Linked DNA regions of Homo sapiens: all the other regions are linked to region 1. The links are chromatin contacts, found by Hi-C or POLR2A ChIA-PET in ENCODE. All regions are on one chromosome and are shown on one strand. The core of a region is the stretch at or near the end of the contact, and the rest is flanking DNA. Distances in the headings are between cores, read along the strand shown. Region 1 holds the start of GGPS1 (geranylgeranyl diphosphate synthase 1). Region 2 overlaps LINC02768 (long intergenic non-protein coding RNA 2768). Region 3 has its middle 21 kb from the start of LYST. Region 4 overlaps LYST (lysosomal trafficking regulator). Region 5 overlaps LOC107985364 (a long non-coding RNA gene). Region 6 holds the start of LYST (lysosomal trafficking regulator). Region 7 holds the start of LINC01132 (long intergenic non-protein coding RNA 1132).

Region 1 (3,231 bases), core at 479-2,978:
TTAGCCAGGATGGTCTCGATCTCCTGACCTCGTGATCCGCCCGCCTCGGCCTCCCAAAGTGCTGGGATTACAAGCGTGAGCCACCACGCCCAGCCGCCTTGTGTCTTCTTAAGAGTCTAAAGGATTCTACACACCGTGGCATATACTCTCACCCTCACCCGCCTTTGTTTTTCTTTTAAATCAAAGGATTTCCCAATTTATCACAGCTGGAAATTTCAGCTATCACATACTAAAGTTAAATGTAAAGAGGCATTAGTGTGTGTTACATGAACTCTACTAGTTTCCTTTTAGAGTGAAAAAACTACAGAATACCTCAGTGAGAGTCTGAAACTTCTCACTTTCAAAACTAAAAAGCTGCCAGAAATTTGTTCAAAGAGTGAATCCATAATCATTAATACAAACGCTCCATTCTTTTCACCATGTGAACTACTACGGCAATAGCCTCCTCGTCGGGTTCCCTGCATTTGCCTCTTTAACTCTTCTTTTTTTCGCTTCCTCTACTCTTCAGCCAGGGATGACATTCCAATCGGAGCCATCTCTCCCTTTTGATTGAGATTCCTTGGAAGATATCCCATTGCTATTAGGAGAAAACCAAAACTCCTTTACAAAGCCTAAAAGGTTCGACACTCCCCCTCATCCCATCTCTCCAGGCTCAGTTCTTCATATTGGAAAAGCTCCCTTCCGCCACAGGGCTTTCTGACAAGTTAGTCTTTTTGTCTGGAATGTCTTTTCCTTTTCTCTTTCCTTAGTTAACTCCTGCTAGCCCTTCAGCTCTCAGCTCGATCCTCACTTGCTCAGAAACCCTTCCTTTCCCTCCCTAAAGAAGCCAAATTCCCTCATTCTCCTATCACCGTGGAACTCTCCTCTGGGGCACTGCCACTGCGGTAATTTCACATCGTTTTGTTCAGCATCTGTCCGTCTCACCAGGCGCAGGTCTACGAAGGCAGAGGCCACCCCAGTGGTCGGCGCTCAACACCCATGAAGAAATGAAAGCGCCTTCTAACGCGTTAGACGATGAAACCAGGGCACACAACCTTGCGTCTAAGAAGTGAACATCCCATGCAAAAGACTTTTCAAAGGGAAGGGCCTGGTTTGAGAATGGCCAGAGACATACAAATGTGAAGCGCATACTGAATCCTTCCATTCATACTCCGGGAGAAAGACGATGGATCTGAAAGAAGCCGCCTGATATAAACAGGGAATTTCAATCACTTCGAGGCCGATTTTCCACAGCGGCTGGGCAGAGAACTGCAAACGTATACAGTGCTAGCACAGAGTCCGGAGGGGAAGAAACGGTGAGGTTTCTGCTTCCTCCTCGCTCAGATGCTCCCTTCCGCCCCACTTGGCCAACCCTTCCTCTCCCTCCTCGCTTAAAGCTAGGGGATGGAAAATTCATACACAATCCGGTTCAGCATCCGGGTCCTCACTCTCCTTTCTTTCTTTCCTCTGCCCCGCCTCCCAGCCTCCCCCGCCCTTCTTCCCATCCGGGTTCCCCCCAGCCGCCGCCACTGCCGCTCACAGTTCAACGATGATATCACGACTTTCACGCCGCCGGTCCGGGAGTAACTGTACCCCGCATCAACTTCCTATTTTATAATGTGGACTTAGGCTCTTCCCGATGCCTACATGAATCCTTCCCACTATTTCACCACAGAACTCTCCGCCCTCCTCAGCCGCCAGCGACACCGCATTAGTTGGTGCAAGAAAATGCGCCATCCCGGTCACACTGCGCAGGCGTCGTTGCCGCCTCCCTACTGCTTTGTTGCCCCGCCCCTTTCACCTCCCCCCCGCCCCCGCACCGGTCCACGCAGGCGCAGGGCATTGCGGGCCTTGCAGTTCTCGCGGACGAGGATTTGCGCGTTGGCCCCAGAGTATGGACTTTATTTCCCAGAAAGCCTTGAGGCGTAACTTTCTGTTTCCATAGAACTGGTGGGAAAATGGCGTCGTTGTTTGTATCCAGGGACCAATAGGAACAGTGTATAGGCGGGTTCTAAAGAACTTTAACCAATCCAAGGTCGTCTAAGAGGCCATCCGGGAAAGAGGTAGGGGAGGGGGGGAAAAAAAATCTAGGGGAGGGGAGAAAGGGGGGGAACCTAGAGTCGGTGGGGGGGAAGCGATGTTTGCCCGTCAGTCGAGTCCGGAGTGAGGAGCTCGGTCGCCGAAGCGGAGGGAGACTCTTGAGCTTCATCTTGCCGCCGCCACGGCCACCGCCTGGACCTTTGCCCGGAGGGAGCTGCAGAGGGTCCATCGCCGCCGTCCTCTGGAGGGCAGCGCGATTGGGGGCCCGGACCTCCAGTCCGGGGGGGATTTTTCGTCGTCCCCCTCCCCCCAACCAGGGAGCCCGAGCGGCCGCCAAACAAAGGTACCAGTCGCCGCCGCGGGAGGAGGAGGAGCCGGAGCCTCTGCCTCAGCAGCCGCTGGACCCGCCGCCCTTCTTCCCCATCTCTCCCCCGGGCCTGCTGGTTTTGGGGGGGAGAAGGAGAGAGGGGACTCTGGACGTGCCAGGGTCAGATCTCGCCTCCGAGGAAGGTAGGGATATTTTCTGGGGCTTTCGTGGTCTCCTAAGGGGGTTCTTTTGGGAGTCGCTGGGCCCGGCCAAGGAGCAGAGGAAGATCGCGGTGGTGGTCCCTGCGGCGCCCGAATTCGGGGCCTCGGCCTCCCGGGAACCCCCACCCCCCGCAGCCGCTGTGTCCGAGCCGCCCCCTGGCTGGGCGGCCGCACACTCAGCGGTTTAGCGGCCGCGGTCGGGGGCCCGGGCAGGGTGGGGGCCGTTCCGCCTCCGGGGCCCTCGGCCCTCACGTTGTCCCCGCGGCGGGGCCAGATGTTGATCTCGCTCCCACTTGTCGGGTCTGAGCCCGGAACGGGACGTGGGCAGGGGCTCTGTGGCGGGCCGGTCCTGCCCGCGGCCCACAGGCCCTCCTGGCCCCTCGGTGGCCCCCGGCCGGCCTCTCGCTCGGACGCGGCGCGTGGGGGCGCGGATTCGCTCGGCCGGGCGCCGAGGCCCTAGGGGAGAGCGGCCGGCCCTGCGCCGGACGCCGGGCTTGTTGTGAGTTTCTTCTCTGACAGAAATGGCGTCATTGTCGTAGACGGGAAACTCCGTCGGGTCTCGACAATGGGGACGGGAAGCTGCCGAGCTGTGTAGGTGGTTGGGTTTGCGGGGATGGCGGGGCCGGAGGGAGCCCCGAGTCGGCGTGTGATGGTTCGGGGGCTGGCGCCTGGTTGCGGCTCTTT
Region 2 (3,184 bases), core at 169-2,668, 590 kb before region 1:
GGGCAAAGGCTTGGATTTTTTTTTAAAAAGACAACCTGATGGAGATTGGAGCTGGACAGCAAAGAAGACACATTAGTTGGCCAGTCTAGAGAATGCATTCGGAAGGGTTTCAGCACAAGTCCTCTGCTGTTGAGGTTTGCAGCCCTTGCATTGGGTGCCTTTCAGATAGTCTGGACAAAGGCCTCTGGTAGAGCTGACTGCCTATAACAAAATCACTTCAGAATGAGTATGGAGTTCTACAAAATTCACTGTCTCAAGTCAGACCTGCATGGACTCTAAATGACTGATCTTGGCTGCTTGCCTAGACATCTACCTCCAGGACCACCCTGTTAGCAGTTTGGTGTCTACTTGTGGGTTCCAGCCACCAATCACAGCATCGTCCTTCACTGATGGCTGCTTCCCACATCTCTGCCTAAATCTATGTCCCACTCCGAGGCACTCAGCACTGATGCTGATCATTCCTAAATGCAGATTCTAGAGCGACAGTCGCGCAGAATCTCAGATAAGTTATTATTAATAGAAAAGAATTCAATGTGACACCTAGCATACATAGGCTTTGCCACAGTCAGAACAAAGGTCTTGCAGCACATCCGAGGCTTCCCAACACGCAGATGCTCTCTTGGAGCCCTGAGGAAGCTTCCAGAGCTGTGCCGTTTGCTTGCACCCGGGCAGATCCAGATGGCAGCTGATCACTGCAGGGCTCTGTGATCTGTGCGCCAGCTGGTCCGCTCGCTCGGGCAGTTCAAACGGTGCTCTGTGTTTCAGGAGGGACACCCAGGAGGTCACCTTCTTAGCTTTACAGCCACCTGGTGGATCCCTGCTGGAGTGTCCTCCTCAGCGTTGGGCATGGGGGCGGGTGGTGGTCCCTGAAGGACTCTATCCATAGAGCCCTCTTTAGAAGTCTCCACCGCGCTGAGATGTGCCAATGCAAGACTCACAGTCCCCTTAGATTCCTGTTATGATTGCTGTTCTCTTCTTATTTAAATATTTTCACAAACGACTTTGTTGTTTTCCAGCCTAAGACTTTCAGTAAAGCAGACTATCTTTTAATCTAATAACTCAAATTAAGTGAACATTTTAATTTTCATTTAAAAATTTAAATTTTGTTTAAAATTAAATGAAAACCAAATAATATTTACTTTTAAACAAATCAGTGCAGCATGGTTATGAGCCTCAAGTCCTGACCTGCTTCCCCCGGTCTCCCCCTCCCGGAAATGGTAGTCCTGCCTGAATACCGTTTGCCCATCCAAGGGAATCTGTGCCAGATTATGTCTCCAGGGCTGGAGTTTATAGCTCTCCATCACATGGTGTGGCAACTCATGCTTCTTAATCAGAGCATCAAATGAATGAGTCAATGTGGGCTTGCTTTTATTTTCACAAACTGTCTCCCGAGTCAGGCCTGCTCTGAGCTTCGGGGCCTTTCCCTGGCTCCACTCCAATAACTTGAGTAATTTCCTGTGCTGAGGGCCCTTGTGTGCTGAGACTTCTTCTCACATGAGCCACTAGCTTAGATCCTGAACCTATTTCCAGAGTGCTCATTACAGGCGCTTTGGAAGGAGGTCCGAGCTTTGGAATAGGAGACTGAAGTTCTGGCTTGAATTTTGGCTTTGCCCCGAGTAGCTGTGTGACACTGCACAGGTTAATTAACTTCTCTGAGTTTCCATTCCTGCATCTGTAAAACAGGAATCACAAACAGGATGCCAACAGAGGGATGAGCTCAGGCCTCAGAGTCGGACAAAGCTGCATTCAGATGCCAGCTCTGCAGATTGCTAGCTTCGGAATCCCACCAGAGCCTCCGTGGATGGGAGAGCCGATATCTGCCTTCTGGAGTTCTTGTAGAAAGTAAAAGAGATGATGTATGTACCATGCCTGGCACATGGTTAGGCACTGAGGAAATGTTTTTGAAGACTACAAAATAAGGATAAAACACACGATATGTCTACCTCCGTGGATATTTGAAAGGATCACATTAATATACGTGAAAATACACTGTAAACTATAAAATAGTATAAATGTTATTATTTGGATTCTTTTTCTCTCAGATCATTTTACTCTATTTACTCTTTCCAACTTCTTATTTAGAAAATTTTGGCCAGGCGCGGTGGCTCATGCCTGTAATCCCAGCACTTTGGGAGGCCGAGGCAGGCAGATCACGAGGTCAAGAGATCGAGACCTTCCTGGCCAACATGGTGAAACCCCGTCTCTACTAAAAATACAAAAATTAGCTGGGCGTGGTGGTGTGTGCCTGTAGTCCCAGCTACTCGGGAGGCTGAGGCAGGAGAATCGCCTGAACCCAGGAGGCGGAGGTTGCAGTGAGCCGAGATCATGCACTCCAGCCTGGGCAACAGAGTGAGACTCTGTCTCAAAAAATAAATAAATAAATAAAACATAAAATAAAAATTTCATAGCTGAAAAAAGTTGGACTAGTAAACACCCGAATATCCTTTTCCTAGATTCACCAATTATTAATAGTTGCTTCTTTGCTTGCTGTATCTCTATCTCTATTTAGGTACCTATCATCTATGTATAATTTGTTTAAGCATTTGAAAGTAAGTTGCAGATATCATGAGTCGACCCTAAGTACTTCAGCATGTGTCTCTTGAGAATAACAGCATTCTCCTATAGAACAAAGTACTATTATTACCATATTAGTAGGCTTGGGCTGCTATACCAAAATGCCATAGACTGGGTGACCTCAACAGCACACACTTATTTCTCAAAATTCCAGAGGTTGAAGGTGTAATAAGATCAAGGTGTCAGCTGATTCAGTTCCTGGTGAGGGCCCCCTTCCTGGCTTACAGATTGCAAATGGCTGTTGTTGTCGTCGTCGTCGTCTTCGTCGTCGTCGTCGTCGTCGTCGTCGTCGTCGTCGTCGTCGTCTTCTTCTTCTTCTTCTTCTTCTTCTTCTTCTTCTTCTTCTTCTTCTTCTTCTTCTTCTCTCTTCTTCTTCTTCTTCTCTCTTCTTCTTCCTCTTCTTCTTCCTCTTCTTCTTCTATTATTATACTTTAAGTTCTGGAGTACATGTGCAGAATGTGCGGGTTTGTTACATAGGTATACACATGCCATGGTGGTTTGCTGCACCCATCAACCTGTCATCTACATTAGGTATTTCTCCTGATGCTATCCCTCCACTAGCACCCCCGACAGGCCCCGGTGTGTGATGTTCCCCTCCCTATGTCCATGT
Region 3 (3,447 bases), core at 267-2,766, 560 kb before region 1:
TCGACCTTCCAAAGTGCTGGGATTACAGGTGTGAGCCACTGGAGGGGAACCACCCCATCTTTTTTTTTTTTTTTTTTTTTTTTTTTTTGCTGTTTGTTGTTGTTGTTGTTTGTTTGCTTTTCTGTTTTGAGCCAGAGTTTTGCCCTGTCACTCAGGCTGGAGTGCAATGGAGCAGTTTTGGCTCACTGCAACCTCTGCCTCCTAGGATCAAGTGATTCTCCCATCTCAGCCTACCGAGTAACTGGAATTACAGGTGCCCGCCACCATGCCTGGCTAATGGTTGTATTTTTAGTAGAGACAGGGCTTCATGATGTTGGCCAGGCTGGTCTTGAACTCCTGACCTCAGGTGATCCAACCGCCTCGGCCTCCCAAAGTGTTGGGATTACAGGCGTGAACCACCGCGCCCAGCCTTTTTTTGTTGTTGTTTTGTGAGATGGAGTCTCGCTCTGTTGCCCAGGCTGAAGTGCAATGGTGCAATCTCAGCTCACTGCAACCTCTGCCTCCCGGGTAAAAGCAATTCTCCTGTCTCAGCCTCCCGAGTAGCTGGGATTACAGGCACACACCACCATGCCCAGCTAATTTTTGTATTTTTAATAGAGACGGGGTTTTACCATGTTGGTCAGGCTGGTCTCAAACTCCTGACCTCAGGTGATCCACCTGCCTTGGCCTCCCAAAGTGCTGGGATTACAGGTGTGAGCCACCGCACCTGGTCACAATGTAACCATTTTTAAGTGCACAGTTCGGTGTCATTAAGTATATTCACATTCTTGTGCAAACCTCACCACTATCCATCTCCAGACTTTCTCCTCTTCCCAAACGGAAACTTTGTACCCACTAAACAACTCCCCATCCCCTTCTCCCAGCAGCCCCTGGCAACCACCATTCTACTTCCTGTCTCTATTAATTTGACTCCTCCAGGTACCTCATATAAGTATAATCATACAATATTCATCCTTTTGTGACAGGCATGTTTTACTTATCATAACATCCTCAGTGTTTATTCATGTTGCAGCATGTCTCAGAATCTCTTCTCTTTTTAAGGTTGGATAATATTCTATGATATGGATACCTCACATTTTGTTATATTAATCCACTGAGGGACACTGGGGTTGCTTCCACCTTTTGACTACTGTGAATAACGCTGCTTTAGACATTACTGTACAAGTATCTATTTGAGATTCTACTTTCGATTCTTTTGAGTACATCCCCAGAAGTGGAATTACTGGATCATATGGTAATTCTATGTTTAACTTTCTAAGGAATGGCCTTTTTATAGCAAGAAAGGGTTCTAGGGTGTGGGGGGTGGTGAGGAGGAGGGATGGTAGTTCCGAGAATCGAGATTACTTCAACATTCGTAAGAACCTCAAGGATGGTAGGTTGGAGGGATCTGAAAGTTAGTGTAGCACAGCTGCCTTCTAACACCTACAGACTCACTTCTGTGCGGCTTCCTTCTAGGGCTGAAATGCTCTGAGGTCTCCCTGTGCTGCCTTTACCTCTCGTGGCCACAGAGATAACATGAATCTGTCTGCTTTGTGACAGCCCTCAGGCCTCGGAAGACAGCTTTCTTGTCTCCCTGTCTTTTGTCTTCTAGAGAAAGCTTTGGGCTTTAATTTTTTTTTTTTTTTTTTTTTTTTTTTTGGTAGAGACAAGGTCTTGCTATGTTGCCCAGGCTGGTCTCAAACTCAAGGCCTCAAGTGATTCTCCTGCTTAAGCCTTCCAAAGTGCTGAGATTACTGGCATGAGCCACCATGGCCAGCCTGCTGTTTTTTAACTGTTCCTCCTATGACTCAGTTTTAAGACTCCTTATCCTAGGTACTCTCTGAATGAGTTAATTTCTGTACAATACTTATAAGAGTGGTACTCTAAGCGGAATGAAATACCCCTGGCAAAGTCCAAGCAGCATGGCCTAGAGAGAGTTTATCACTTCCTTTATTCTAAAGCGGGGCATCAAATGACTGCTTGGGCAGGGCAGGGAACAGAAAGGTGCAAGTCAGGCCTCTATGAGACAGCTGGGATGGGTAAAACCCAGGGTTAAATGGGAAGCATGTTGGCTTGCAAAGGTATTTACCTGGACAACAACAGCAGCCCCAACCAAAGAGAGGATTTACCCTAAGAAGAAACCATCCAGCCCACTGTTTCCTTTATTTTTTGATAGGTAGGTAAAAGGTGGATGAAGGACTGCAACCATCACAATGTGGCCTCATATGGAGCTTGCTTTCAACTAAAACCCTGAACACCTTTTCCCACAAGTGCTGCAAAATACCTCCCACCTATTCTTTACTCAAACCATTGATGTTTTCGACTCAACGGCAGGGCCTGACATGGCACTGACCTCTACTAAATGCCATGTTAGAATGATCTCATCTCTTTAACCCTTCAAGACTTGTCTAGTCTTATTCTGCCATCCTGTGTATTTAGTCCATCTCCCAACTTTATATCTTAGCTTGTCAATGCTTCTTAGCAATGATGAAGGAATTTTAGGAGCTTAATTGACTTTTTCAGTCCTCTCCATAAATTAGTGTGGTATGTACCACCTCAGCTGGACAGTTGCTCTTATATCTTTCATATTGAGCTGATTTCTGAACTCTCCCAAACAGCCAAGCATAGAATGAAGCCTTGTGAAGGATCACAACTTGAAGTCTGTCTTCCACTTCACAACTTCCCATAACTTCTGACATATTTTTAATATGCCATTCTCTCTTCTCTAATAAGAATGGCAGACACCCTGTGAGTAGGCTATAATATTTAATGAGTTACTATGTTTGCCTGTGGATATTTTTAAAGGAATACAGTAACTCTTTAGGAGACAAATGCTTTTTTCCTCCTTGAATAGAATGCCAAGTAAAATTTGGGTAAATTTATAAATATTTCTTTTTTTTTTTTTTGAGATGGAGTTTCACTCTTGTTGCCCAGGCTTGAGTGCAATGGCACGATCTCCACTCACTGCAACCTCCACCTCCCAGGTTCAAGCAATTCTCCTGCCTCAGCCTCCAGAGTAGCTGGAATTATAGGCATGCGCCACAGCGCCCGGCTAATTTTGTATTTTTAGTAGAGACGGGGGTTTCTCCATGTTGGTCAGGCTGGTCTTGAACTCCCAACCTCAGGTGATCCACCCACCTCGGCCTCCCAAAGTGCTGGGATTACAGGCGTGAGCCACTGCACCTGGCCTATAAATGTTTCTTTAACAAATAAACATGGTGGGGGCAGTCAGACCTATATTATCCACCTTATTTTTCTTTTTGCCTTGATTACCAGCAATCTAGGCCAAATTCAGAGCCCAGATAATTGGCTCATCTCAGGCAATTTGTTATATTCACCCCATTTACAGAGCCCCTAGTGTATTTTTTATCTTAAATTACCCTAGTTTTGGAATCGGTATCAACTTTCTCAAGCCAGTTAGTATCACTCTGCACATCACAAGAATATTTAAGTAAACGGTAGCCACTC
Region 4 (3,413 bases), core at 843-3,342, 510 kb before region 1:
GGGATAGTAGAGTCCAGTGACTAATCATTTCTGTGACCTTGGACCTGTAGGCCTCAGTTTTTCTCAACTGTAGAATGTGGGGTTAGAGAATATGATATCTAAAATTTCTGCCATTATGACAACATAAGATTCTAAGTTATTCATGTTTATTCCTTTATTCATGTCATTTATGAAATGATATAAATGGTGTTATCTTTTTTTCTCATAAAGATTTTTTATTTTTACTGATGTGTTGTAAAGACTATATGAGATCTTTGAGAAAGTTGCTAATCAATCTATCAATATATATTAAACTCTGGAGAGCTGGGATTTAGAATAGTTAAATCCATATAAACTAACCTTTATTTTCAAGAAGGCTGCTTCAAATCATGGCAGATTTTGATTTAACAGAATTTATTGGGCACTTATTATTCTGTACATTATTTTGCCTAATTCTTAAAATAACCCTGATTTATCACAGTCTCCTCTTTGGCACATAACATTTTTGAAAAAAAGTCTTTCCAATGGCAACTTCTCTAATACTATTGAATTGAGAAAATTAGGCAAGCACGTAGTGTTACTTTAAAAGGGAATTTTCCAGGATTTTTTGGCATTTGGTGAAAGACTAACAAGTCTTTTGGGTGTTACTGTTTGATGAGGAAAAAGTATGCTTTCTAATCAACCTATAAGAATAAATATCATTATTATAACCTTTTTTGTTGTTTTTTCCTTTTACTTCTTTTTTTTCTTGTGGAAGCCACAAGACAAGGAAAAAGCAGAAAATACAGGGACTTCCTATTTTTTTTTTCAGTGCTTCCCTGGAAATAGCGTTATGAAACAGAACATCATTTTCCTCACACTGATCTGAGGAAAGCTTGCAGTGATCTTTTTCTTCCTTCAGATGGCACTGTCTGTCATAAGGTGTGCAGCTAGTACTGAGCATTTACATAGAGCTATAAAATTTGTCAACAATGTTTACTGAGGTTATATAATTTCTTAGGCTCCACATAGCAACTCTGTGGGGTAGTTTATGGAAGAGGCAGCCAAACTTCACACAGCTCTGTGTGACTAGCTAGTAATTGCTAGATTCCTGATCTGCGGCTTCTGGGTCCTATTTCACTACTGTCATGATGCCTACTGTATGTATATCCCACTATTCAGAACAGATTCATAAATAGTGAAAATAGAATGAGCTGGAGCATATTAATAAATATCTATTAAAATATTTACTTAATAAATAAATATTGGAATTAATGAATTTATGAAAAAGGGAACTGTAGCACAATGGACCCCTTTCCCTTCTTATCACTGTGGCCACTGGCTATTTGATATTTATTGAAAAGGAAACTCAGCCACCTAGGGACCATTTCTTGCCCTGTTGTTGAGCTTGAGATTTTATTTTCAGTGGTACATGTAATGTCCTTGGTAGCATTGTCTAGAACACAGACATGACAAGGCATCTAAAAATGCCATTATATGAGGAGCTGCCCTAAAAGTGAAGAATATATGTGGTCATGACTTGCTGTGAGGGGCGGGTGTAGTAGTTCTCTGTGTCAAGAAGATAAATGCATGAAAATCCACAAGACTGAGGGTGATAGCTTAATTCTGTAATCTTTTAGGTGGATAATAAGTTGTGGAAATTAATCACAGAACTGGAACAGAGCTAAGATATCAAAGTTAACTATCCAGATGTCTGCAGGAAGTCTCATTCAATGAAAGCAGAGCCACTGTTGACTGACTTTAGTGACCATTTCATTTCCAGAAGGTAAAGGAAATAATCCAGGGAACCAGTACTCTTGAGTCTATCTTTGACCTAACTTGACTACGAGGGGCTTAATTAGACAAGTTAACCTAATGAAAATCCTGAGAGAGAGGCCACGCCATTCATTCGGCAAATGAGTAGAATCGAATGCCTGCTGTTAGCTGTGTTCTGTTCTAGATGCTAGAGATTTAGCAGTGAATACAACAGACAAAATCTCTGTCATTATAGGGCTTTCATTTTAAGAACTTACAATGATCTGTTGTCCAAAAATACTAGCTTCATGGTTACTTAACTGCAAGGACCTTAACTTTCACTTCACTTTAGACATCTGCTTGCAGGGCCACACTGTGGATGTTGTCATCTGGGACCGCTTGTTTCAGAAATCTAAAAATTCTAACATCTTCATTCCCACATTGTGTACTCTTCAGTCTGGTAGAGATCCACACTTCCTTGATTGCCTGGATTTTCTGCTTGTCTATCAACATTTATTTTCCTGGCCTCTTTCTTTTTCCTACCCAGTCTGTGTCTCATTTTTGGCCATAAGGACTGTTCTTCCACCCATACCCTTGGGTCCCCTTCACTTATGCTTCTGCTGCCTCCACCCACCAAAACTCCCATTTCCAGATCAGTGATAACAGTCTGCACTGTCTATTATTAGACCCAAGCAGCTGAATCCTGCTGGTGAATCTGAAATAGCTGAAAAAATCCATACCACCAGAAATTCATGGTTTTCCACCTCTGCTAAGCTAGTAGCCAACCAGTAAATTATTTTGTCTGTCATCACTACTTTCCCCCATTTGACTATTCTTCCAATAATTATTCTAAATTACTTAGCCTTTAGCCCCCAATCTCTAGACTCTCTTCTTTAAGCAGACAACTTTGCCTATTACTTGAATGAAAAAATTGAGCCAGTCATTCTTGAGCTCCCTCAGTTTCTGGCCTTCCACCTGTTTTCTATATCTGCAATTCTCCTTACCTCCTTTCCCTCAGCCTCAGAGGATGATGTGTCCCCTCCTGCTTCCCCGCCCCAGCCTAACCTCTTCACCTATACCCTTGATCCAATCCACACTTATTTTCTCCATGAATTTTGTCCTTCATTCATTCGTTCTCTTGCCCCTGTCTTCAGTATCTTCCCTTGTGCTGGCTGCAGTGGTATGCTAGTAAAGTGGCTCTCCTGGAGAAAGAAACAAAAAAGACCCTAATGTGTAGCATTTGCCCATTTCCATGATGGAAATACTCTCACCATGATGATTTTAAGCTACCAACATGGTGCCAGTGATGCTGGGAAGAAGTACACACAATCAGAGCTGATAGGAGATGGCTGGCCACGCCGCACCACCTCTTATTTCTTATAGCCTAAAAATACGGTTCTTCCAATTCTTTAAAAAATACAAATACTTGAAAAAAAAAATTCCTTAACCTATGCCTCCTTCTCCAGCTCCTCTCTATTTTCTGTTTTTCTTTTCTAATCCTGCCTTCTCAGGAGAGTCTATACTTGCTATTTCCTTATTCGGTCTGGTATTGGAAACCATGAGATGGAGTTAAGGATAGTTGTTGAGAAGGTATACATTTTGAGCATTGCTGAAATTGGAATGAAAGGCATGGTGGATTTAGTCTCAGTAGTCACTGTAAAGAAGTTAGTCACTGGCCTAATAGACAGAGGACTCAGCTC
Region 5 (3,355 bases), core at 429-2,928, 560 kb after region 1:
AGGAAGCAGAAAGCTGGCACCAGGCTTCCTCAGGCCATGTCCAGACAGCAGAGCCAGCCTTTTGACGACCTCCAAACGTCTGGGAAGCCAGCGGAAGCCACCGCACAGCTCACACACATAATGATAGCTTTCTCCTTTCTTATCCCAGACGGTTTGGATGCTTAAAAAAATTGCTTGGGGGAATCAGCAGAGGGTGAGGGAAGCTCGGAAACCAGCCGCGAAGGAAAACAGGAAAGAAGCGGCTCTAATTAAAAGCAGCCAGCTCCCAGCTCCCTCTGCAGGGCTAGGGGTCCTGCTGAGAAGGGGAGGCTGTCCTCCTCGCCTGCTGGCGCAGGGGGCAGGCGGCCTGCACAGACCCTGCAGACGAGCCCGGGGGCTCTACAAAGAGGAGGGTCAGGGTTTGGTCAAGCTCTCTCCACAAGACGCCCTTGCCCTCACACCTCTCCTAAGTTCCTTCCTTCCCCACCCAGGCTCGGTGCTCGGGTCCACAGCGTGCATCATCTGAGGGGATCTGCAGAGCCACCTTCCGTTTCTTTCATCACAGAGAGAAGAGCCTCCTTTCAAGTTCTCTAACACTTGCTCTCAGCACACAGCATTTATTGTTGAGCGCTGTCGTTGGCCACTGCATTTCCAAGATATTTATGCAACAATATATACATTAGGACACAGCCGCTCTGTGAGATAAGTCAGTAGTGCCCCGTTAATTTTATAAATCCAAGAGAAGGCCCAGAGACGGTGAACAATTGGGCCATGGTCACACAGCAAGCTGCGCATTTGTATAATACATGCGTGGTAGGCGCAATTGAGGCACTGGAGAGACAAAGATGAAAAAGACACTGTTCCCGGTAAAATGGTAAGGAATGCAGACACATCTTGAACCAACAGGAATACAGTGGGAAAAGAAAAGAGATGCTGTATGAGATAATTAATCGCATGCAGAGGAAGAAGGGAGTAGTTTTGCTAGAGAGCGGGGGTGTCAGGGAGCATGGCTAGGACATAGTGGCGAGGTTCCAGGTCAAGCAGCCTGTCAGTGCTGAGGTTAGGCCTCCGAGTAATGGCAAAGAGACATCAGACAGATGGTGCTGGTCAGAAGGGCCAGCTGGCCTGGGGGGCATGTGGTAGGGAGAGAGGAGCAAAGGTTACTGCCCAGAACACCTGAGTCCAGTGTTGCCTCTGGCATTCACAACATTTGGACAAGTGATCTTAAACTCTCTGGGCCCACACCTGAGTTTCTCAGCTGAAACTGACTGGGACTGGATTTGATCCTGTAAGAACACTGTTAGCGCTAACATTCCAGGATTCATCATGAAGCCGTGAGCCCTCGACCATGGTCCATTGCATGGATTCAAACTTAGGCTACTTCAGGCCCAGCATCGTCCGTGGAGACGAGCATTCAATGACTTACTGATATTTACTTTGCACCTATTATGTACTTGGCACTGTGCTGAGCCTAGGGCCCCAGTAGTGCGGAAACAGACACTGGGTGCACTGGCAGGGACTGGAGAAAACCAGCTGCAGACAATATTCATCCCTGCACCAAGTCCTTCATGGTCTCTGCACACTTGCTCACCATCACTTCTGCTCCACGAGTGAGCACAAAGCGATTTCTGGGTAATTTCAGACACACAGCTTCAGCAGGTTCGCACTTTGATCTTAGCAAAGTTGCATTCTGCTGCTCTGGCACGCTCGGCTCCTCCTCAGGGCGTGGGAGTCAACGTTTAAGTAGATCAGAGTAAGCGGTACCCTGCTGAAGAGGTTTTTCCAAAGCCTGTGGTCAGTCACTGAGGGGCAACATAAGGAGGGGCAGGTTCCCCCCCCAACAGACTCACCCACCAGCCAGCCAGCTCACTGCCTATGGGTGGGCGAGGTCTCTCTCCCTTGAAAATGTCTGTAGCACCCAGAAGAGGCCCTGTTCAAGGTGAGTGCTCAGAAAACTCTGTGGTGATCAAGAAAGAGTAGTTGAAGTAAGCATTTCTATGCTGATATTTGATGCAAATGACTCAAAGGAGTATTTAGACCTTTGGGGAAAAGGTATTCTTTAGACCCTGGGACATGGGGCAGAACCAGAGGGAGGCAGAAGAGCCCAGTGGCAATGGCGTGCGGCTGGGACTTTCCCTGCTTTGTTTGGTGCATTAGAAGATAAGATCACAACTCAGTTCCTCATGATCAGAAGAGCTGGCCGGGGGATCAGGCATCCCAGTTAACCGGGGCAGAGTCCCATTCCCCACTGTTGTCCTTGCCTAATTATGAATTGTTCCCCTTTCATTCTTAGAAGTGTCCTTGTTTGAACAGTGTATTATGTGGTCACACTTGAAGAGATAAACCAGATGACTACTTTGAAATCTCAAATAACTAGGATAGAGGAGCCAAGCGTCAGAAAGAATGATGCCCACCCAGGTCCTGTGATGTGACCTAGAGCTGGCCACTTCAATGCAGCAGTCTCTTTCCCAGAAGCTCAAAGTGCTTCTCAGTTAGGACTATTTTCATCAGTTCTTACCCCTTCCCAATGTCAGGTTGGCACTAAAGTTCCGGCCCTTAGAACAAAGATTTTTGAAACCCCAAGTTGCCACGCACATTTTGGAAGTCCTTTTTTTCCTGCAAAGTATCTGTCCCTGCCTTTCCAGCAAGCCTTCATCCATTCTTTTCCATATCTCATGATCTGAGTGCTGTAGAGTATATTTTATGAGGAGAGAGCTGCACAGAGCTATCTCAGAATTACTGCCTCTGAAGGGAGGTCAGGGGGCCCTTGGGATATGGTAGAGAGGACCTGGACCCTGGAGCCATGGAAGCCTTGACTCCAATTCTGCCACATTGGCCTCATGACTGAAGGCCAGGATTTCTCATGAGTAAAATGCACATATGGTTGATGAGAGAGCTAAACCAGGAAATGAAGTAGGGTGACCAACTATGCCATTTGTTCAAGACTATCCTAGTTTTAGCTCTGAATGTCCCAGGAAATCCCTCTGACCAGGCACACTGGGATGGCTGGTGACCTTGAATGCTGCCTGATATTTACTAACTACTGAGTACATTTTAGTTCTCTCCCCTCTTCCTGTAAAAAAGAATTGCACTATTAATGGTGAAATTTAAGAGAGAGTGATAGATTAGTTAGTGGTAGAGCTATTTGTGGGTGCAAGGTTTTCCTAAAGCACTTAAAGTAGGGTGCACTCCCTACTCTACTGGCCTGGTAGGCTCTGACTCCACTGGTGAAGAGAACTGGCCACAGACTCTGGGAATCCCAAAGCACTGAATCCACCTATGTGTCTCCGGTGTGGATCTTAGCATTTCACCCTTTCCTTGTGTCCATAGAACTGAACTGGCCCTGGAGACTGAGATGTGCTCATGCATCTCACGA
Region 6 (3,325 bases), core at 280-2,779, 540 kb before region 1:
ATAAATAAGAGTAGACACAGCTTTAGGTAAAATGACGAAACAGGTTAAGTTTGGCTTCCTCTTTTTGTTTCAGTTCAGGCCCATGCACCTAGCACAATACTTAGCGCATTGTAGGTGCTCATTATATACTGCTTAAATGAGTGATAAGTTCCCTGAGACATTTATTTCCTGCACTTGTTAGGGTTCAGTGAGCCGATATCCGGCCACTGCCCTCCAGCCTGGGCGACAGAGCGAGAATCTGTCTCAAAAAAAAAAAGATAAAAAATAAAAATAAAAGACTACCTGCCAGAGGAAGTGGGCAATCTTCGCCTAAAGATATGAACTGCTAATGGTTAAACATCAGACGTCAGAGAAGACATATTTTAAAGTGGGGAATTTTCCCCAAGAGCACCCTCTAAACCACATCAGTGGGCAACTTAACGCACTTTGCTTGTCATTGGGTTAGATGGGAGTTTGAGGAATTGGGAGTAACATTTGGTATATAGGCTTGGGACATAATATCCTGAATTATTTCTATTTCATAATTCCTGTGCAAAAAATTATGGGAGTTGTTGATTCTACAGCAATTCCTGTCAATTTGTAGATTATCTGCTTATTAATAGTTTGTATTGTTTGGCAGAACTTGAAAACTACCGAACGATTACAGTTCAGGCTTTTTCCCAGTACCTCTGGCGTTGCTGTCTCAGTGACTAGGAGGTGAGGAGGGTGGCCCTTGAAATGCCAAACTGCCTACCGCAGCAGTCTGCCAGCAGCGTGCTGGGCCCAGAGCCGGGGATGCAGCCAAAACATCCTGGATTTTACCTACAGCTCCCACCCTCTGGAGGGACTGGTCTATTAGGGCATATGACACTGACAGTGCGCACTGTATACAAACCGTGTTTGAACAGGAGTCGGTTGGAAAATACACCACTGCACTGAATTACTTCTGCAGTGGCTTTGCAAAGCTCTTTTTGTTTCTTGAAAGAAGCCGACGGTAACCATTACAATATGGCTTTTTCCAGGTCCCAGAGGAAGGCTAGGGGTGCCTTGTGGGTAACCCTTTCTCCCTCTCCTGACTCCTTCCCGTTATTTCTTCTATCTTCATCCTCTAGACCTACACAATGGGACAGGTTGACAGTCTGTGTTGAATGGAAGAGGCGGACGATGCGCTTGTGTTTGGTGCTTCTCAAACGGTGCTCGCACTCCCCAGGGTCTGACGCAGCCCACTACGCAGAGCCCTGGGAGGAGGTGCGGACCCAGGGTACGACCCCCGACCGCTGAGAAACCCAGACCGGGCCCCGGCTGCAGCCCCGCGGGTCGGCCCGCCCCCCTGCCTTCCCTATTGGCTCGGCAGTTCCACGCGTCACGCCTGCGACGCCGGCGCTGCCCTCCCAGAGGAGGCGGGGCTTACACGCGCGAGGCGGAGCCAAGGGCGCACGCGCAGACGAGCGGGTCTGGGTCCGGACGAGGGGAGGGAGGGGGTGGTGTTCTCGGTTTCCTGGGTTACCTGGGCGGGCGGGGGTGGGGAGTGCGCGGCGGCGGCGGCAGCGGCGTCGGCTCGGGGTTCTCCGGGAGAGGGGGAGTGCGCGGCGGCCGCAGCTGCCACAAACCAGGTAAAGGCGGCCGCCGGGCGCCGACGCTGCCGGCAGAAGGTTCCGGGTCCCGGCCCCTCTGCGTGGCCTGGAGGGGAGGCGGTTTGGGGCTGGTGGCTGTCAGCCTGGGTTGAGGGCCGGGACCGCCGGGCTGAGGGCGCGAGGGCGCGAGGGCACTCGGCCTGACGCGCCAGCTCGGGGCGTCCTCTCTGGCTTCTGGGCTCTGGGACTTCTCGCGGCGCCGGGCCGCCTTTGACAGCCGCCGGGCCGCGGGCGGGAGCTCGGCTGGGCCCCTCTGGGCCATTGCAGCGGCCACTGGGCACTAACTTTATTTCGCAGCGCGCGGGGGGCGAGGTCGAGCAGGCTGACGGCGGTGTGTTGCTACCTTTATTTTATTTTTTGATCCTGTGCCGCTGCACTACTCAGCCCAGCTGGGCCCAAGCTGTCAGGTTGACGATGGGAGTTGACGGTTTCCGCGCCACCACCCAGCCGGTCACTCCCCGCGCTGTTGCCCTGCGGCGCTCGCCCACCTGTCACCTACACCGTGCGCCTCGGTCCGCTCTTTCCTCCTGTCCGTGACACCCTTTGACTGGGCGAGAGCCTCTCTTTCCAGGGGATCCCCTGAGACATCTGCCGTCTGTCTCCGGTATCACTGGAGCCTGACTGAGATGCCCCTTCGCTTCTGATGAGTTAAATAAGCTGGGAAATTACCCGAGAAGACCCCGGTACCACAGTGTAAAGCCCAACGAAGGGGTTGTTTAATGGTCCAGGGGATACAGAGGCTTTAAGAAACGTTTCCTTAACGCTAATTCTTATCTGGTTAAACAAAACATAGCAAAACATCCCCGATCCGCTCGGCAGACCATACACACCCAGCGACGGCACTTGATAGTTAATGGGGTTTGTTTTAAGCAGATAGAAAATTTTAAGGGAGTCGAATCTTGTGTTGAATGCGTTCGTGTTGAATTTGGGCCAGTGTTTCCTTGAAGATCAAATGCAGGTTGCATTTTCCTATTGTTTGTTTAACAGATTGATAGGACAAACTGAATTAGACTTTTCTTCCTGATGATTCTTGGCTCTTCTGCGCTATTATTTTAAAATTCCACGCCTAGATTCATCTATGCTAATAAAGATGTTGACTTTAAGCTTTCAATTTATAGATGTAGTTGATTAATATGGGGTATCTGTTTTAAAGAGCTTTGTTAAGTGGCCAACAACTCTTTTTCTGATAGCTCTTTGCTGTCATCCATATTGTTACTACAAAGATTGGAGAATTTGAAGAAGAGAGGGCATAAGGAAAAATGAATTGCTGTAATTTGCATAAAAATACTTCACAAACTATATAATTATATATATGTATTTAGTAAATATTTATTGAGCACCTACTGCGTGTCAGATACTTTTCTAAGAAAACATAAATATCTGCTCCTTCATGGAGCTTATATTCTAGTGGGGACCTCAGATAATAAACAAATAAAATATGTGCTGTGTCAGATGGTGTTAAGTACTACAGAGAAAAAGCACGGAAGAGGGAGGGCAGGGAAGAGGGAGGGCAGGGAACCGGGAGAGGTTTGCAATTTTAACTAGAGGCAGCCAGGGAAAGCTTCCTAGAAAAGATATCATTTGAGCCAAGACCAGAAGTAAGTGAGGGGTAATCCATGTACCTCTCTGAGGGAAGGATGTGCTAGCAGAGAGGAAGGCAGAAGGGCTTGCAGAAGCCCTGTGTGCTGGGCTTGTTTGAGGACAGCAGAGAG
Region 7 (3,211 bases), core at 576-3,075, 600 kb after region 1:
GCTTCGCAACATCCCCAAAGGAGGTCAACCAAGTCCCCTTGCCCTCACTCCAGTAGGGCCCTCTTTGCTTTAACTTAGTGCATACCCAACTCTGAGCTGGGAATGCCTCCTGAGAAAGGCAGCCAAGGCCTGTGATAACAGCAGGGAGGAGCATGAGGAGGGATTTCTGGGGTCCATCTCTTACTCACCCATGTTTCCCTCCACGACCTTGACCCTCCTGGTGGCTCTGTCCTCTCCCTGGACATGGGACACAATCATGTACACTCTGGAAAGGCCAAGGAGGGCTGTTCAGAGGGCCAGCTGTGGTCCATCTGAAGGTGACAATTTGCCAATTTGTTTTACAGGAAGGCTGCCATGGGCCTCACAATAGCAGTCCCTGCTTCCGCCTTTCTGTCATCTTCCAACTAAAGAGGCCAGGAAATGGCCGAGTCAGCTCCTGCTGCAGCACCTCCTAGAATCAGAAAAGGCCTTTCCGAGAATCTTGCTGAACCCTGAGGGTGAGGAGTGTCAGATTTTGCAGCGGGGGGAAGCTGGCAGTGGAGCCTCCACTTCTAAGTAACCTTTGCTTCGGAAACCTGCCAACTCTCTGCCTGGAGACTTGCCTTTGATCACGACTTGTCACCTTTCAGGAGATGTTCCACTTTCTAAGCAGGTGAAAAATGAACCTGATTAAAAATAGGGAACTGGACTCTTCACAGAGTCCCCCTGTAAAGCCAAACTACTGGCTACACCTCCAAGGGGGAAAAGGGAACATCCCTGTCCCTCAGGTCCCAGGGCTCCGTGGGACCCAGGACCCCCGAACAGCCTGCAACCCTACGACGACGGCCTGGCCATGCTCCAGCAGCAGGCAGAGGCTTGGGCCACAGCCACGTACTGGCTCCTGCTCGCTGGGTTCACCTTGGTGACCAGAGGGCACTGTGACCGCCCATTCTCCTCCCTCCCTTCCTCCTCCCCTCAGTGCTTTATGGACCTGAGTTTCTGGAGCTTTCTCAAAACCGTGGACACGTTCCCAGTGGAAATCATGACATTTTCCGTTTCACATTACGCACTCCACAATGCCCCAGGAAGGGAGAGAGAGAGGGAAGGAAAATAGGGCCTGGGAGCCAGCCCCTCTCTGTCTGCAGCCAGGGCTGCTCGCTGCTCTGTTTATCCTGGAGTCACCTCCCTCCCGAACTTGACAGCCAGTGCCCCAGTGTTTTCTTCTGCAGTCAAAGGCCCCGATGAATAGGTGAACTGCCTTTTCTATCTGCTCATGTGGCACATCTGGATAAAGGCGTGCCTCTCTACTTTGTTGTGTTTTTTTAAAACTTTACTTTCCACTGCCATGGTAACTGCTGCATGTTTGGCAGAGGGAAAGAGGAAAAAAAAAAAAAGCTCGGAGAGAAGAAAAGGAGCTCTCAGCGCGGGGCTGGCGGCCGTCCAGGGTAATCATGCCGCAGAGCTGAAATGAGGCCTCTGGCGGGCAGCCAAGTTACAAAGAACAAAGCTGTCAGTTCCTAATGTTGGCGGCAATGCTTGTTTGGCACCCTTATATGGTTTCCCAGAACTCCCTGCCTTGGCCGCCTTCCATTCCCTTCAGGGCAGCAAACAGGATTAGCACAGCTCCGAGTTGTTTTTCTCCTCTCTCCTCCAACTGTTCCAATGACATCATCCCTGCTGCATTCATTTGCCAGCAGGGTGGTTTTTTTCTCTCTCTCTCCACCTCCCTCCTCCCTTCCTCCCTCCCTCTCCCTCCATTTCTCTCTCTCTCTCTCTCTCACACACACATCTCTACTCCCACTCACTTCCTGTAGCCTCCCCCTCGCCTCTGACTTTCTTTAAATGCAATGTTTTAGGTCATTCTTCTTGTCCAGCTTCTCTGTTAAATTAAAAACACCCTAGTGCTTGTACATTTAGCTGAATCAAGCCAGACGCTGTATTTTATTTTTATAACTGAATTCCTGTGAGATAAAAATCTCATTTTCCTTAGTAGGCTGTAATCAGCACTCACAGGGATGTGGTTTCCAACTGCCCCAGCTCGTGCTTCCTTATGAAGCTCCGCTGAGAAATGAACTTGGCTCCTGTTCAGGTTTAAAGGGCCCGAGGCCGGTCACACATTGCTCACTCATACACACACACACACACACACACACACACACACACACACAGAGGATGTGCACACAAAGACCATTATACATGTATGCACACACACATGGACACACGTTCTTGTCCAGGGAAGCCCCTACGGTTCCACACACGAAGAGCAAAAAAGTATTCCCTGAGACAGACAGACACACAATCAGTACCCAGTGTCATTCTTCCCCTTTCCAGGAGGAAAATAGGTGAATAAGTCAAGCTGAAAGCTGCTTCCGAAAAGACTGTTTTAAACTAGCAGGCAGGCCAGCGTTATGCAACTCATGGCTAGGTTCATTAAAGGAATCGAGGTTTGCCGACTGCACAAATGTTCCCCTGCCTGCCTCCGCCCCAGCCCCTCCACCCCACCCTGCTCTGATTCATGAACTAGTTTTCAGATTCATGAATCACTCGGGAGCCAGCAAGAGAAAAATGAGTAGTATTGATCTCATTTCAATTGAAATGGGCTCATTAAGGCCATGCTGGCTGTGGACGGCCTTGCACGACAAGACGCTGGCCGGCGTCCGAGGTCTGCAGGCGGGCGCCCGAGCCTGCGGGTGGGACAGGACTCCTTGGGTGAAGCCTCCGCGGAGGGTGCCCCTTCTTATTATTATTAAATGGACACAATATGATCTACTGGTACAAGGGACTCTGGCTGCACTCCGCAGCCCTCGTTGGGCAGGCCGGTTTTCTTCTTTTTGTGTGGCCCGTTTATTTTGTTATTTTTTTTCACAGTTAATGGAATCTCAGTGCAGTTTCGCTCCTGGATTTCTGGTGACTCTTAAGGACTACCTGAAGTAGGAATTCACCTTCTGAAACAACTGGCATATCTTGGGGTTTGTTTGTTTTAACGCAAACAAGGAGCTTTTTACTCTTCTCCCTCCAGACCTCTGCCTTGCCACCCTCCTTGTACCGTCTTCAGCGAGAAGGACTAGGGGCTAGGAACCATCTAGACTTGGAGTAATCTAATTTATGTGGGGAAAATTTCTCCACCAACTGGATGGCTGCCTTCACGTGGACACCGGTTTTATAAAACCACTCTTTCCCTTCCCAAATGAGAATAATGGTTGAGGAAGCAGCAACAGAGCCTGGGTGCAGA

The links. A loop is a pair of places that touch in the nucleus more often than their neighbours do. ChIA-PET counts read pairs that join two places held with the same protein, here RNA polymerase II (POLR2A). Pooled maps may share reads with other maps.
Region 2: a pooled map shows a loop between it and region 1 (4-fold over the local background). The contact joins the enhancer-like site here to the promoter of GGPS1 in region 1. A Hi-C loop is called at or near these places in 1 of 168 maps with a recorded cell type or tissue (chondrocyte) and 5 of 50 pooled maps. POLR2A ChIA-PET finds 5 or more read pairs at or near these places in 2 of 52 experiments (MCF 10A and Panc1).
Region 3: a map with no recorded cell type shows a loop between it and region 1 (9-fold over the local background). The contact joins the enhancer-like site here to the promoter of GGPS1 in region 1. A Hi-C loop is called at or near these places in 3 of 37 single-sample maps with no recorded cell type and 4 of 50 pooled maps. POLR2A ChIA-PET finds 5 or more read pairs at or near these places in 2 of 52 experiments (activated B cell and activated CD4-positive, alpha-beta T cell).
Region 4: a pooled map shows a loop between it and region 1 (4-fold over the local background). The contact joins the enhancer-like site here to the promoter of GGPS1 in region 1. A Hi-C loop is called at or near these places in 3 of 50 pooled maps. POLR2A ChIA-PET finds 5 or more read pairs at or near these places in 2 of 52 experiments (A549 and activated CD4-positive, alpha-beta T cell).
Region 5: a loop to region 1 is called in a pooled map, with 5 times the contacts of the local background. The contact joins the enhancer-like site here to the promoter of GGPS1 in region 1. A Hi-C loop is called at or near these places in 2 of 37 single-sample maps with no recorded cell type and 8 of 50 pooled maps. POLR2A ChIA-PET finds 5 or more read pairs at or near these places in 1 of 52 experiments (endothelial cell of umbilical vein).
Region 6: a loop to region 1 is called in a map of B cell, with 17 times the contacts of the local background. The contact joins the promoter of LYST here to the promoter of GGPS1 in region 1. A Hi-C loop is called at or near these places in 8 of 168 maps with a recorded cell type or tissue (B cell, CD4-positive, alpha-beta T cell, CD4-positive, alpha-beta memory T cell and 3 more), 18 of 37 single-sample maps with no recorded cell type and 18 of 50 pooled maps. POLR2A ChIA-PET finds 5 or more read pairs at or near these places in 2 of 52 experiments (PC-3 and activated CD4-positive, alpha-beta T cell).
Region 7: a loop to region 1 is called in a map of naive thymus-derived CD4-positive, alpha-beta T cell, with 18 times the contacts of the local background. The contact joins the promoter of LINC01132 here to the promoter of GGPS1 in region 1. A Hi-C loop is called at or near these places in 1 of 168 maps with a recorded cell type or tissue (naive thymus-derived CD4-positive, alpha-beta T cell), 2 of 37 single-sample maps with no recorded cell type and 13 of 50 pooled maps.

The regions. Positions count from the first base shown.
Region 1 is chr1:235,327,067-235,330,297 of GRCh38, reverse strand. GGPS1 (geranylgeranyl diphosphate synthase 1) reads right to left here and starts at 1,728. Exons shown (of 4, transcript NM_004837.4): 1 at 1,520-1,728. ARID4B (AT-rich interaction domain 4B) reads left to right here and starts at 2,119. Exons shown (of 24, transcript NM_016374.6): 1 at 2,119-2,529. RefSeq lists enhancers at 929-1,078, 1,579-1,668, 1,909-1,968, 2,705-3,230 and silencers at 2,449-2,498, 2,669-2,898, 2,909-2,998.
Region 2 is chr1:235,915,810-235,918,993 of GRCh38, reverse strand. The region is part of intron 2 of LINC02768 (long intergenic non-protein coding RNA 2768); the gene reads left to right. All of the region lies in intron 2 of LOC105373215 (a long non-coding RNA gene), which reads right to left. Among named protein-coding and RNA genes, the nearest start is that of LYST, 50 kb to the right of the region's middle. RefSeq lists an enhancer at 266-765. Within about 2 kb of position 1,418, at least 27 of the 41 ENCODE cell types and tissues checked have a DNase peak (open chromatin) inside an H3K27ac peak, as active enhancers do; they include Panc1, where a contact is called at or near this core.
Region 3 is chr1:235,886,285-235,889,731 of GRCh38, reverse strand. No RefSeq gene overlaps it. Among named protein-coding and RNA genes, the nearest start is that of LYST, 21 kb to the right of the region's middle. Within about 2 kb of position 1,516, at least 5 of the 41 ENCODE cell types and tissues checked have a DNase peak (open chromatin) inside an H3K27ac peak, as active enhancers do.
Region 4 is chr1:235,841,055-235,844,467 of GRCh38, reverse strand. All of the region lies in intron 1 of LYST (lysosomal trafficking regulator), which reads left to right. Among named protein-coding and RNA genes, the nearest start is that of MIR1537, 10 kb to the left of the region's middle. RefSeq lists an enhancer at 2,167-2,366. Within about 2 kb of position 2,092, at least 4 of the 41 ENCODE cell types and tissues checked have a DNase peak (open chromatin) inside an H3K27ac peak, as active enhancers do.
Region 5 is chr1:234,767,199-234,770,553 of GRCh38, reverse strand. The region is part of intron 1 of LOC107985364 (a long non-coding RNA gene); the gene reads right to left. Among named protein-coding and RNA genes, the nearest start is that of LINC02961, 8.8 kb to the right of the region's middle. Within about 2 kb of position 1,678, at least 3 of the 41 ENCODE cell types and tissues checked have a DNase peak (open chromatin) inside an H3K27ac peak, as active enhancers do.
Region 6 is chr1:235,865,110-235,868,434 of GRCh38, reverse strand. LYST (lysosomal trafficking regulator) reads left to right here and starts at 1,529. Exons shown (of 53, transcript NM_000081.4): 1 at 1,529-1,592. RefSeq lists silencers at 1,062-1,361, 1,412-1,831 and enhancers at 1,952-2,051, 2,422-2,471.
Region 7 is chr1:234,722,656-234,725,866 of GRCh38, reverse strand. It overlaps LINC01132 (long intergenic non-protein coding RNA 1132), which reads right to left and starts at 1,825. Exons shown (of 3, transcript NR_038856.1): 1 at 1,785-1,825; 2 at 189-644. RefSeq lists enhancers at 355-918, 919-1,481, 2,046-2,608.